2 separate regions of the Homo sapiens genome follow, and region 2 is linked to region 1. Evidence: chromatin loops called from intact Hi-C (ENCODE). Cell type or tissue: natural killer cell. All regions are shown on one strand. Each heading gives the region's core, and the rest is flanking DNA. Links, peaks and the distances in the headings are about the cores only.

What was found. Peaks named below come from ENCODE experiments on the same cell type or tissue, not always from the same donor. Only the 100,000 strongest peaks of a DNase experiment are listed, where the experiment ranks them.
Region 2: it touches region 1 in a loop (5-fold over the local background); 11 of 110 quality-filtered maps call a loop at or near these places.

What each region holds. Positions count from the first base shown.
Region 1 is chr21:34,980,104-34,985,488 of GRCh38, forward strand. The region is part of intron 2 of RUNX1 (RUNX family transcription factor 1); the gene reads right to left. Among named protein-coding and RNA genes, the nearest start is that of RUNX1-IT1, 57 kb to the right of the region's middle. In natural killer cell, for the core only: no CTCF peak of the experiment used is centred there; DNase peaks (open chromatin) are centred at 3,178 and 3,738; H3K27ac peaks cover 1,722 bases.
Region 2 is chr21:34,931,078-34,936,462 of GRCh38, forward strand. The region is part of intron 2 of RUNX1 (RUNX family transcription factor 1); the gene reads right to left. Among named protein-coding and RNA genes, the nearest start is that of RUNX1-AS1, 97 kb to the left of the region's middle. In natural killer cell, for the core only: no CTCF peak of the experiment used is centred there; DNase peaks (open chromatin) are centred at 1,364, 2,014, 3,104 and 4,584; H3K4me3 peaks cover 457 bases; H3K27ac peaks cover 3,279 bases.

The DNA of each region.
Region 1 (5,385 bases), core at 275-5,274:
AGGCTATATAAAGATCTGCTATTATTACTTTGGTCTTGGCTTTGTCACTGAAGAGCAGGCTGTGGAGCCCCACTGAGTCTCAGTCTCTTCATATAAACAGTGGACGAAGTTCTCTGGAACCATTAGCCTTGTCGTTTTCTTTCTAAATAAGGCATCTTGCAAGTACCCAGGGAAAAATCACACCAAGGAAGAGACCACACAATTTATTCACCAACGCAGGCCAGTGGGCATAAGCCAGGCCAGTATGGGTCACCCCACATTTATCAGGTCCTACGTAGCCTGGGGATGGGGTATTCTGCCTGTGAAGATAGGAGGAGCTGGGTCTTGTTTCAAATTATGAGGGTGGTATTTAAATAGCACCCATGTTTGGCTTCACACTTTTCCCGAAATCTCTCTTTATTCCCGTCTCATAGGCAGAATCAGGACCAACATCACTGAACAAAGAGACACGAATTAAAAATCAGTTGTTTGGATTTTCATTTCTGCTGAGTGTTCTCTTTTAAAATGACCTCTGCTATCCCGAGGGAAACAGTTTTCCCCATTACTGACGGAAAGTGAAGTCTCCTCAGAAGGAGGATTTCCCTTCCAGAAATTCAAAACCAGAAAAACTATCAAGACACTGTGATTGTGTGCCAGTGAACAGCCGTTTCCAAAGATTTGAATGGAATAATTTGTTTTTCATGGTTTGTAGGTAGCAGATAAAACTTACATGGAAAAATGGACAAGAAGAAATGGAAAATAAGACACAGAACCTGGAATCATCAGCTTAAAAAGCAATTTGCTTTATTTCAGCTGTGCCCAGAAATAGCTTGAGGTTACCAAGTGAGTATTTCTACTGGAAGCATCAGCTACAATTAGGTCACCAACTTAGAGAAGACGTAGGCGGAAATTTAAACACCAAGTCTATCATTATAAAGGTACTTTATCAGCAAAACTGTCAGCTATGGATGGTTGACTTAAAATTATTAAGAGGCTAAAATATCAAAGGAGAAGACAAGTCTGTGGAAGGGTCCCTCCTAAGATCAACAACAGCTGAGGGTCTAAACATGAGGAAGCGGCTTTAATAGCATTGCTTGTGGAGTTCGTTTTGAAGTCCTTAACTTCCACGCCAATCTGATGTGAGAAAAATAGATGCTTCCCTTTGGAGTCCTTGTTCCAACCATGGAAACCTGGGACACACACTTAATTCTGCTGGTGACAGAATGACAAATCTGTTATTGTTTAGGATAAGTGAGGCATGGCAATACTCTTCTGAATTTCGGTGAAAATTAGATGTGAAAATCTGTAATGGTACTATTCAAGCTTCCCCTTAAACAAGAAACATTGAGCAAATAAAAATATGGAGTCCCTGGACCTATTCTAGAAGCCTGGTGCCAAGGAATAGATTTTGCATGGATCAGCTTAAGCTCACCCAGGAATGGATTTAACTTTCTCCTGGAAAATTTATTTGAAAGTCCAAAAAAAAGAGTATTCATTATTTATGGATTTAGTAATGACTAGATTTTACAAATATTTGGATCCACATGAGCCATGGAATTCAGAATAATATTATTTCCTGCCATATTGGTAACTGATTTTTCAAAGAAGATTTTACTTGATAGTTAATTTAATCCATTTTGCTTGATTATTCAAATGTTCCAAAACACCCAGTGGTGGCCTATTTTTTTTTGTCTCTTTTCACTATAATAATATGGCTTGATGTTTCACAATGGCTGTATCTGTTTCCTTAGCTACAAAATGGTTCTGAGACCGGTCTTTCTGTATCTGTAGGTCATTGCCATCAGTGCAGCAAGGAGCCCCCCTCAACAAATCTCTCTTCTTTATATGGGGCTGATGCTTGGCCAAAAGCCTGCAAGGGTGAGTCTCAGAACAGCTGCTAAAAATGCAGCTGGATAGTGAGACAGAAGTGCTCAATGCCAGTTCGCTGGGCACATTCGTTAGTACATGCCAATGCTGGAGGAGCCGTACAGACAGAAGGCACTTCATTTCATCCGCAGGTCACTAAATGCCTTTGTCCATTTCCTGCCTTTCCTTTATCACATGGATATTAGCGCTTATCTACTCAAGTCATTATAACTATAAATCGCTACCATCTTTCTTACCAAGGATTTAGTCTTTTGTGCCACATACAAGGTGTAGAGAATTCTTCTAGGGATAGACTTCTAAGTCCAAGCTACCCAGGGAACTACCATTTACATCATTCATTAAGTAAAATAAAGATTGTTGTTGATGAAGGGGTAGCTCTTACTAGGGTCCCAGGGTTAGTCCAAGGCTCAATTATGAAGTCAAAAGGGGTGTGTGTGTGTGTGTGTGTGACGGAAAGAAAGAGAAAGAAAGGGAAGGAGGAGAGAGTTTGGATTGGGAAAGTTACCATCCACTCTCCTCTTAGCATACCTAGTTGTCAATTTTCTGTTTATGTTTTATATAGCCTCATTAATGATTGCGATACTATTACTATGTTTACTTTTTTTATTTTTATTTTTTGAGATGGAGTCTCACTCTGTCACCCAGGCTGGAGTGTAGTGGCGCGATCTTGGCTTATTGCAATCTCCGCCACCCGGGTTCAAGTGATTCTCCTGCCTTAGCCTCCTGAGTAGCTGGGATTACAGGCGCGTGCCACAACACCCAGCTAATTTTTGTATTTTTAGTAGAGACGGGGTTTCACCATGTTGGTCAGGCTGGTCTTGACCTCCTGACCTTGGGATCCGCCTGCCTTGGCCTCCCAAAGTGCTGGGATTACAGGTGTGAACCACTGCATGTGGCCTATCTTTACTTTTGAAATAGGAAATGAACTCAGAAGTTAAACCATCTTTCAAGGTCTTATAACCGTTAGGTGGTAGAACCAAGATTTGAAGCCTAGTTGGTCTGTTGCCAAAGTCCACTATATTAAGCTGTTTCCCAAGTGAATCTTTAGGAACATTCCAGGCACCTAGTTCTTCATCCTTTTTGGTTCTTTCTCTCATCCATGATGTCTGGTAGGTTACAAAGAGAGAAGGCATTAAATGTGTTGTTAACCAGCAAGCGCATGAGGTAGAAATTTTGGAGGATTAAGGCTTTATTGAACCCACCAAATCATACTCCAGGCATCTGTCTTGTTTTTCACTGTAGCTTCTAGGAAGGTTAAGCATTAGAAACTCGAATGGTGATGTGAATCATAGGAAGCGCTAAGCTAAACTACTGAATGAGTCATTCTTTCCAGAGACAATGGCCCTTATTTCTCTCAAACTCTTAACAGACTTACAAATGAGGGTAGAAGAAAAGCTACTTAAATTTACTACCCCTACTAATAACACCAAAATAAATTTATTACTCTACTACAGAGCTTTCACTTTTTCATAAGTTGTTATCAACATTTTGATTTTTGGGTTATCAGAACATCTAACAGCATGTTCTAAATGTCAAATAAAAGGTAATTACATGAAATGATAATGATATACAATCTCTTTACTGTCTTATCTAAGACAATCTCTTTTGTGTGCTGGGAGTACAACAAACTTGATTCTTGGCTACCTGGGGCAGGGGTTTAGATTACTAAGAATCCTAGAACTACACACAGTCTGCCATAAAACTTATCTGTGGAGGAGACCATTGCAATAGCTATAACTCTTTGGTGTGTTGTGGGGGGAAAATGGTTTGAGACTCACTATTTCAGAGGAAGTGGTGGCAAAAGGAAGAGGAGAATGAAGTTGGTAGCTTGCAGAAATAGCAGAGTGGAGTAGCTAAAACTTAGCTAGTGGTTTGGTGTGGGGGTGGAGCAGGGTCATCACCATTAACTCTGAAGTTTAGCCCTGCTGACTCAGGGGCCAATGGTGCTGCTGCCAGAAATAGGGGAGCTGGAAAATCTGAGAAGATGATTAATTCAGCTGGGGACATATTTGCCTCAAGGTTCCTCAGAGGGGCATCCCCAGTGGATGTGTTCAGAAGTCAATTGAAAATAAGGCCAGCACCCAGAAATGGGCTGAGCTGGAGGGTTAGAGTTGCCAGTCATGGGTCTATGGTGTTCAAGACAAGAGTGGCCAGATTCACAAAGGGAACAAGGTGGACCAGAGAGAGAAGAGAGCCTGGGACAGGGTCTAGGATGTATTTGGAGTAAGAGAGAAGGAAGAGTAGCTAGAGAAAAAAATGTGGAAAAAGCAGTGATAATAAGATAACAGAAGAAATCATCACAGTGTGAAAAAGCAAGGCCAAGGATGGATAATTTGTTCTTGGAGGATGAAGTGGCCTAGACTATAAGCCCCAGAGTAGCAAATCAGTTAGCAAAGTGGCCAATCTCAGTATGTCATTGTGCACCAGAAGGTCCCATATGAGGGCAGAAAAAAAACTATAGAACTATACACAGTCTTCCATATAACTTATCTGTGGGGGAGGCCACTGCAATAGCTACGGCTCTTTGGTGCGCTGTGGAGGAAAAATGGTTTGAGATTCACTATTTCAGAGGAAGTGGTGGCAAAAGGAAGAAGAGAAAGAAGTTGGTGGCTTGCAGAAATAGCAGAATCAAAAAGAAGAGTATTTTAAGACAAGAGAAATGCCCAGCCAGTGGAGAGAGACCAGGAGTGGAGAGGAGAGAAGTGCAGGAAGGAAAAGAAGGGAATGAAGGGTTGATGGAACAGTTCTAGAGGAAGCTGGAGGGCTTGAGTGCAGAAGCACAGTTATGTGGCACATGTCTGCAAAGTAGTTGGGCAAATACAATGTCCATCAGAGAGAGGTCACATGAAGATGCAGATAGACCCCGTCATGTGAAGGAAGGAAGTGATCAGGTACTTTCCATAGAACTCATTTCTCTTCTCAGGAATACAGGGGTGACAGGATCTTCCCAGAGGACAGGCTGCATGGTATGGGGGTCAGGGCTGGCAGCCCAGGCCAGGTTTGGAATAGCCCCAAAATATATAGCATGGTAGGAGGTTGTGCATGGATATATTGAGTATTCAGTGCACAGGTTAGGATGAAAAAATTGTGTCAAAGTAGTTATGTGATTCCAATAATACTTAGAAGACTTAGAACAAGAGCAGAGAAAGTAAGTGGTCATCCTGAGTTAATAAATGAAGGTAAAGAACTTAGCACTCCATTGAAAGGTACAGTAATTTAATATTGATATTAGATTGATGGGTCCTTCATTTCCCTATGGTCTCATCATAGTTTCTTGCAATAGGGATGACAGAGCAGGGAGTAATAGGCTGCCAGCAGGACCTCAATGGAGTGACCCAGTCTTGGGTTCAGGCCCATCGGGGCAGAACTAGGTTTGTCAAAGGGTGCTTGCTGACTGGCTTGGAGAGCAGAGGTAGCCAGAGGTGTCTGGGGTCACCATGAAGACGGCAAGTACAATCTGTAGGAGTGGAATAGGCAGGGAAGGAGTAGAAGCTGTGGATGGAAGAACATTCCAGAATG
Region 2 (5,385 bases), core at 335-5,334, 49 kb before region 1:
GATTATCTAATTTACCTCTGAGTTTCTCTATGTGATTCTTGGAGCCCAGCATTCTGATGAACGCATAAAAGGAATTTTGACTTGGGTTGTGCTAATCCTCCTTACACATCTGTGCTGCCTAGAGGTGATTCACTTCTTTAGAATCCCTCCAATAATATTATTATTTTTCTAAGCGTCTGGAAGGTAGTGTCTTTGTTTGCTAGGGTTGTCTGCATTTGAAAACAAGTTAATCAACATGCATTATATATATATACACATTTATATATATATATACATGTGTATATATATGTGTATATATAATATATACATGTATATAATATATACACGTGTATATATTATATATAAAGCATATATAAATGTATACAATATATTATATATAATGTATATATTATATTATATATGTATATAATGTATATGTATTATGCACATGTATATGTATTACATTATATATACACGTATATGTATTATATTTTATATGTATATAACGTGATATATGCGCCTAAATAGACTGTGGTTCTTTTATCTGATGAGATGACTAGAGGAGGGATGGCCAAATAAGGTTTATCTGGGGTCCCAACTCTGATTGATTGGAATTGGCTGAAGGAAGGACACTGAGACCACAACTGAGCACAGCAAGAATGAGTGCTGTGATCAATTATTGATGTCTGCAACAGGCAAGAGGGGAAGATGTGGCTGGCTATCTGCATACCAGATAGTCCCCATCTTAATAAAGAATGAAGCTTGTGGAGGGGACAGTGGGAGATAGGGCTGCGTAGAGTGGTTGGATTTGTGTTCAAAGCGCCCTGAGAAGTCTGTACTGAATTCCTTAGGCAGTGGGGAGTGGAAGAGTCTTGAGCATTATAGCAATATGACAACATCTGAACTTTTAGGAAGCAAACTTGGCCATATGTAAGATGGACTGAAGTGGGGGAGGATAACCAATAAACTAGGAGCTTAAATAAGAAAAGGTAAGGACAGTGCAGATGTGGGAACATTAGAACTGCCTTGGAGCAAATGATAACCATGAGATTCCCATTTTGGATGATTGAGAGGGTGTTTTAATTTATAATGAAGGTAATTAATTTATAGAGAGTTGTATTCTTTTTATCTGTTTTCATGTAGAGTGCTTATTACAGTATAGATGTTATAAACATGTTTATTGAGTAATATATGATAATAAATTAATGAATGAATGAAAGAGTAAGTGAAAGTTAGGAGGAGGAGCTGGTTTTGAGGAAAAGAGGACAAGTTATATTTTATACATTCTAAGTTTCAGGTGTTGGCAGGGCCCTCTGTAGAGATGTCCCCAGTTCAGACATAGCTTTCCAGTCCTCTTCAAACCTACCATTATACCACTGCTGGGTTGTGGGTTCTCCCCTCTAAACGACTACTTCCTGCATATCACTTTCCATATAGCTGATTTATGATTTTCTTTTAGAAAACCATGCCGGTGATCTTTACCTATGTAAAACAGTTACAATTTATTGAGGAGTCCATTATGTGATATCATTTGTGATACAATGTATCATTGAATCTTTATGGCTCCCTAATATTGGGGACAATATTATACCCCTTCTACTGAGGTTACTAACTCAAGTAGTAGAGTTGAGATTCAAATCCAAGTTGCCTTCCTTCTAAATTTTACCCCTGTTTGTTTCCCCACACTGTCTCTCACTACTAAGTGATACATTCTAGAAAATGCTCATGCCATGCTTCTGATCTCATGTTAACCAACGGTGCCTAGTGGAACCTCATTACCCCCGGCATTTCCCATACTCCTCTCCCATTTACCCATTTCTCTCATCCATGATTTTCTGACCAATTAGCCAGTCTGTCCTACATTATACCCATCTCTCTTCTTATTGCATGTGCATCCTCTTTTATGCATTCACTTCTACTCCTATTTCTCACTTTAGTACGTACATGTACGTGTGCATAATGATCACATGCTTTTGAAGTGGTATTAAGAGAGTTTGCACAAAAATTGTGGGACAGATATGGGTATAATGTGGTGTGTGTTCACCCAAAGCTGTTGGCTTTAATCAGGATTGCAAAGCTATACACACAGGACATAACAGTTTATCTTGGAAAATTAGTGGTTGGGAACATCTCGATGGTGGACTTGTTTCAAACTAAACACCTCTTCCTCAACCTTCAGTGCCCTTCTGCAGAGCTGTTAGTGCATGAGTACTGTGAGATGCGTCCTTGTTACATGCTACAAGTAGCCCCTCAGGTAGAAGCCAGTGTTTCCAAATGTCTACATAACTAGGTCAAATTACATCCAGAGCTAGGCTGTGTTGCTCTGATGTGTTTACACTTATTTTCCATTGAATCTAAGTTTCTAATGTTTTAGGTCACTAACAATGAATCCAACATCTGACATTTTATGAGTGGTGGGATGTTATCAATCCTTCAGCAAGTTTTGATGTTTTTTTTATGACTTCTGGCAAGCTGGAGTCATTAGGATTTATTACCAGAAAAGGGAACAAATACTGTTGTTTTACTGTGTTCGACGTATAGTAGCTGAAAGTAGAGTATTTTCAAGACCTATGTTCCTTTTGAAATAAAAAGTTCCTAGGTCTTGCCTTGGTCTTTGGGTTGGCTGGGCATGCAGTACACTGCACTGAACTCACTGGTGTGATGGACCCCGTTCACGCACCACTCCAGACCTTCCTGGCTCAGTGCCTGGGAGTTTGTCTTGCTTCTGGGTCTGGGTGGCCTTGGAAATGGGGCAAAGGATACTGTCATAAAGCCACAGCTGCTGCTATTGCCATCACAGACCAAAGAATTCCCATGTGTGATGCTCACTGACAAGAGGAGTCAGCTGTACCTATGTGCTACTTGGCCAGAACTTAGAGATGCTTGGATTTCCCAGTGGCTACCTGGGGGTTCCAGGTAACAACTTGCAAGTGCAGGGGGAATTAATACTGTATTGGGTGAACTTTTGATCAATGAGAGGCAGTGGATAGGGAGAATCCAGCAGATAAGTTGCTTGCCTTTGTTCTAAGACACAGCAGATTCGTACAGCTTTTCTGTGTATGTCCTGAGAGAGCAAAGGCTTAGCTAAGTTTCTCATGAGCTGTGACTAGCTCTGTGCCTTTTCTTTTGCTTTCACTTTTACTTCCTTGGGACTGTACACCCTGTTGCCCCACCCCAAAAAGCATATAAGCTTTTGAGTCAAGTTTTTTTTTAATTTTTTTTTAATCATCTTAGGCTAAGACACTTTTTGTCCCTTCTGTTAGATTTGAACTCTTGGAGGACTGAGGCCATGTCATTTTCATGTTTCTCTTGATTGCATCTAGATATTTATTGAAACCATGTTTGCTGAATGACAATGTCTGGCTTACCACCCAAAGGAAGTTCAACAAAGGGGAGCAGAATCCCTCAATTCAGGGTGGCTTTGACATTCATGTCACACCCAACCTGCCACACAAATATTGGTCCAGCTCGCTGTGTCTTGGCAGGTGATGGAAGCTTGGCCTTGGAGGCACCAAGGAGCTAAGAGGACTCCATGATATGAACACAAAGGTCGATTCACATGCTGGTGCTTTAGGGGGCATTAAAACCATTCCAGAGAAGCAGGAATAAAGAATATAGGAGCATCTTTGTGGACACTGGGTCTGCAGGTCTAGCAGTAACAGAGGAGGGCATAATGGATTCATGAGGTCAAAGCTGGGATGGACCTTGACTGTAATGAAAAGAGGCCATGAGGGTGTGAATCAGGGAAAGAGGATGAAGGCAGGGGTGGGAGTTGTGTTGAACAATTGGCAGATGATCCAGGAGGCTTCATAGGTTGAAGACTTTCAGCTACTCATTAGGAAACAGCAGGCATATTCCTTCATTTTTCCCCTTTTTCATTTTTTAGACTTCCCCATATTCATTTTCCCTCTCTCTCCCTTACTGCTATTATTTTTTCATGTTTTTGATTCTGTCTTTATTCTACATTTGATGATTCAAAATGTGACATCTTTACATTTAATGAATTCTTAACCCAGTGGTATATGTTTTGAAGAGTGAAATTAATAAAGAGGCTTAGAGAGCAAATAGAAATACACTTCTATAATGAAAATAATCTGTCACTCATGCGTTAGCTGATTCTAGTTGATGTGTTCTTTGGGAGCCTGAAGACAACCGAGAAATGGGTCCTACAGCTGTGAGCTCTCCTTCCACTGCCATGATTTCCTTCACGGAGTCATAGCATTGCTGATTCCTAACTGGGATGTGGTTGGACTTAAACCTTGGTTTAAATCCTGACTCTGATATCCAAACATCCTAAGAGTCAAGTGCCTGGTTTCTTAGTTTCTGATTTTTTACACAGATAATACCTTCACAAACACATACGGTATATGGAAGTTGAAGAAAGAAATGAAATAATGTTTAAATATGACTTTGAACATATTCAACAAAACTCTCGGGTTCAGGAATTTTAGTATTGTGGTAAGAATATGATTGCTGTGAATGACAATAATAGTTGAGCTAGCCCTTCAGTGAACAAGTTGAGACACTTTTTTTTTTTGTAACCTGGTTAACATAGGGTTTCTCAACCTCAGAACTCTTGACATTTTGGGCTGGATGAATCATTGCTGTGGAGAGCTATGCTGTGTATTGTAGGATGTTTTGGCTCATCCCTAACCCCTACCTATTAGATGCCATTAGCCTCCCCTACTCCTGATGTCACATCCAAAAATGTCTCCTGACATTGCCAAATGTCCCTTCCTGGGTAAAATCTTTCCCAGGTGAGAACCACTGGGATACAGCATGTCCACTAGAGCTATAGTTTTCCTCCTTATATTAACGTGTTGACTAAAACTTAAAAAGCAAACATAATAGATACCTCCAAACAGCAAATGGGCTAATGCAGTTGGTATACACAACAGTACATCTGCCAATGTTTATACATAGCACACGGCTGTACTCAGCTGCAGCCAGTGACAAACAGAATTCGGAGTTTACTTTCAGTCCACACTAAGAGGTGACTAACATGGCGGGATAAAAAGCCAGGAGACCCCCCTTCCCAGAAGCCCCCCTTTGAATCACAACACATATGTGAGTAATGACTGTGAATTGAATTTATGACTCAAGTGCTGTTTGTCTGCATACATCAAATAAAATTTGAGACTTAAAGACACAAGCTGCCATGTTCGTTTCCCCCCTCATATTCATTTGTGATAACTACTTAGAATTCAGCCCCCCTCTTTTTTAAAAAAAAATAGCACTCTGTCATTTCCAGAAAATGTTTTAAATTAGTACAAAACTTGGCTAAATTTAGCTTTTATAGAAGAAAGAATAAAACATAATTAACTGTTTAAAGAAGAAAACAGAAACCACATGAAGGAATGAGACTTGCTGGCGAGAAATCTAACAGTAGTGCTTGGTAGCTAACCC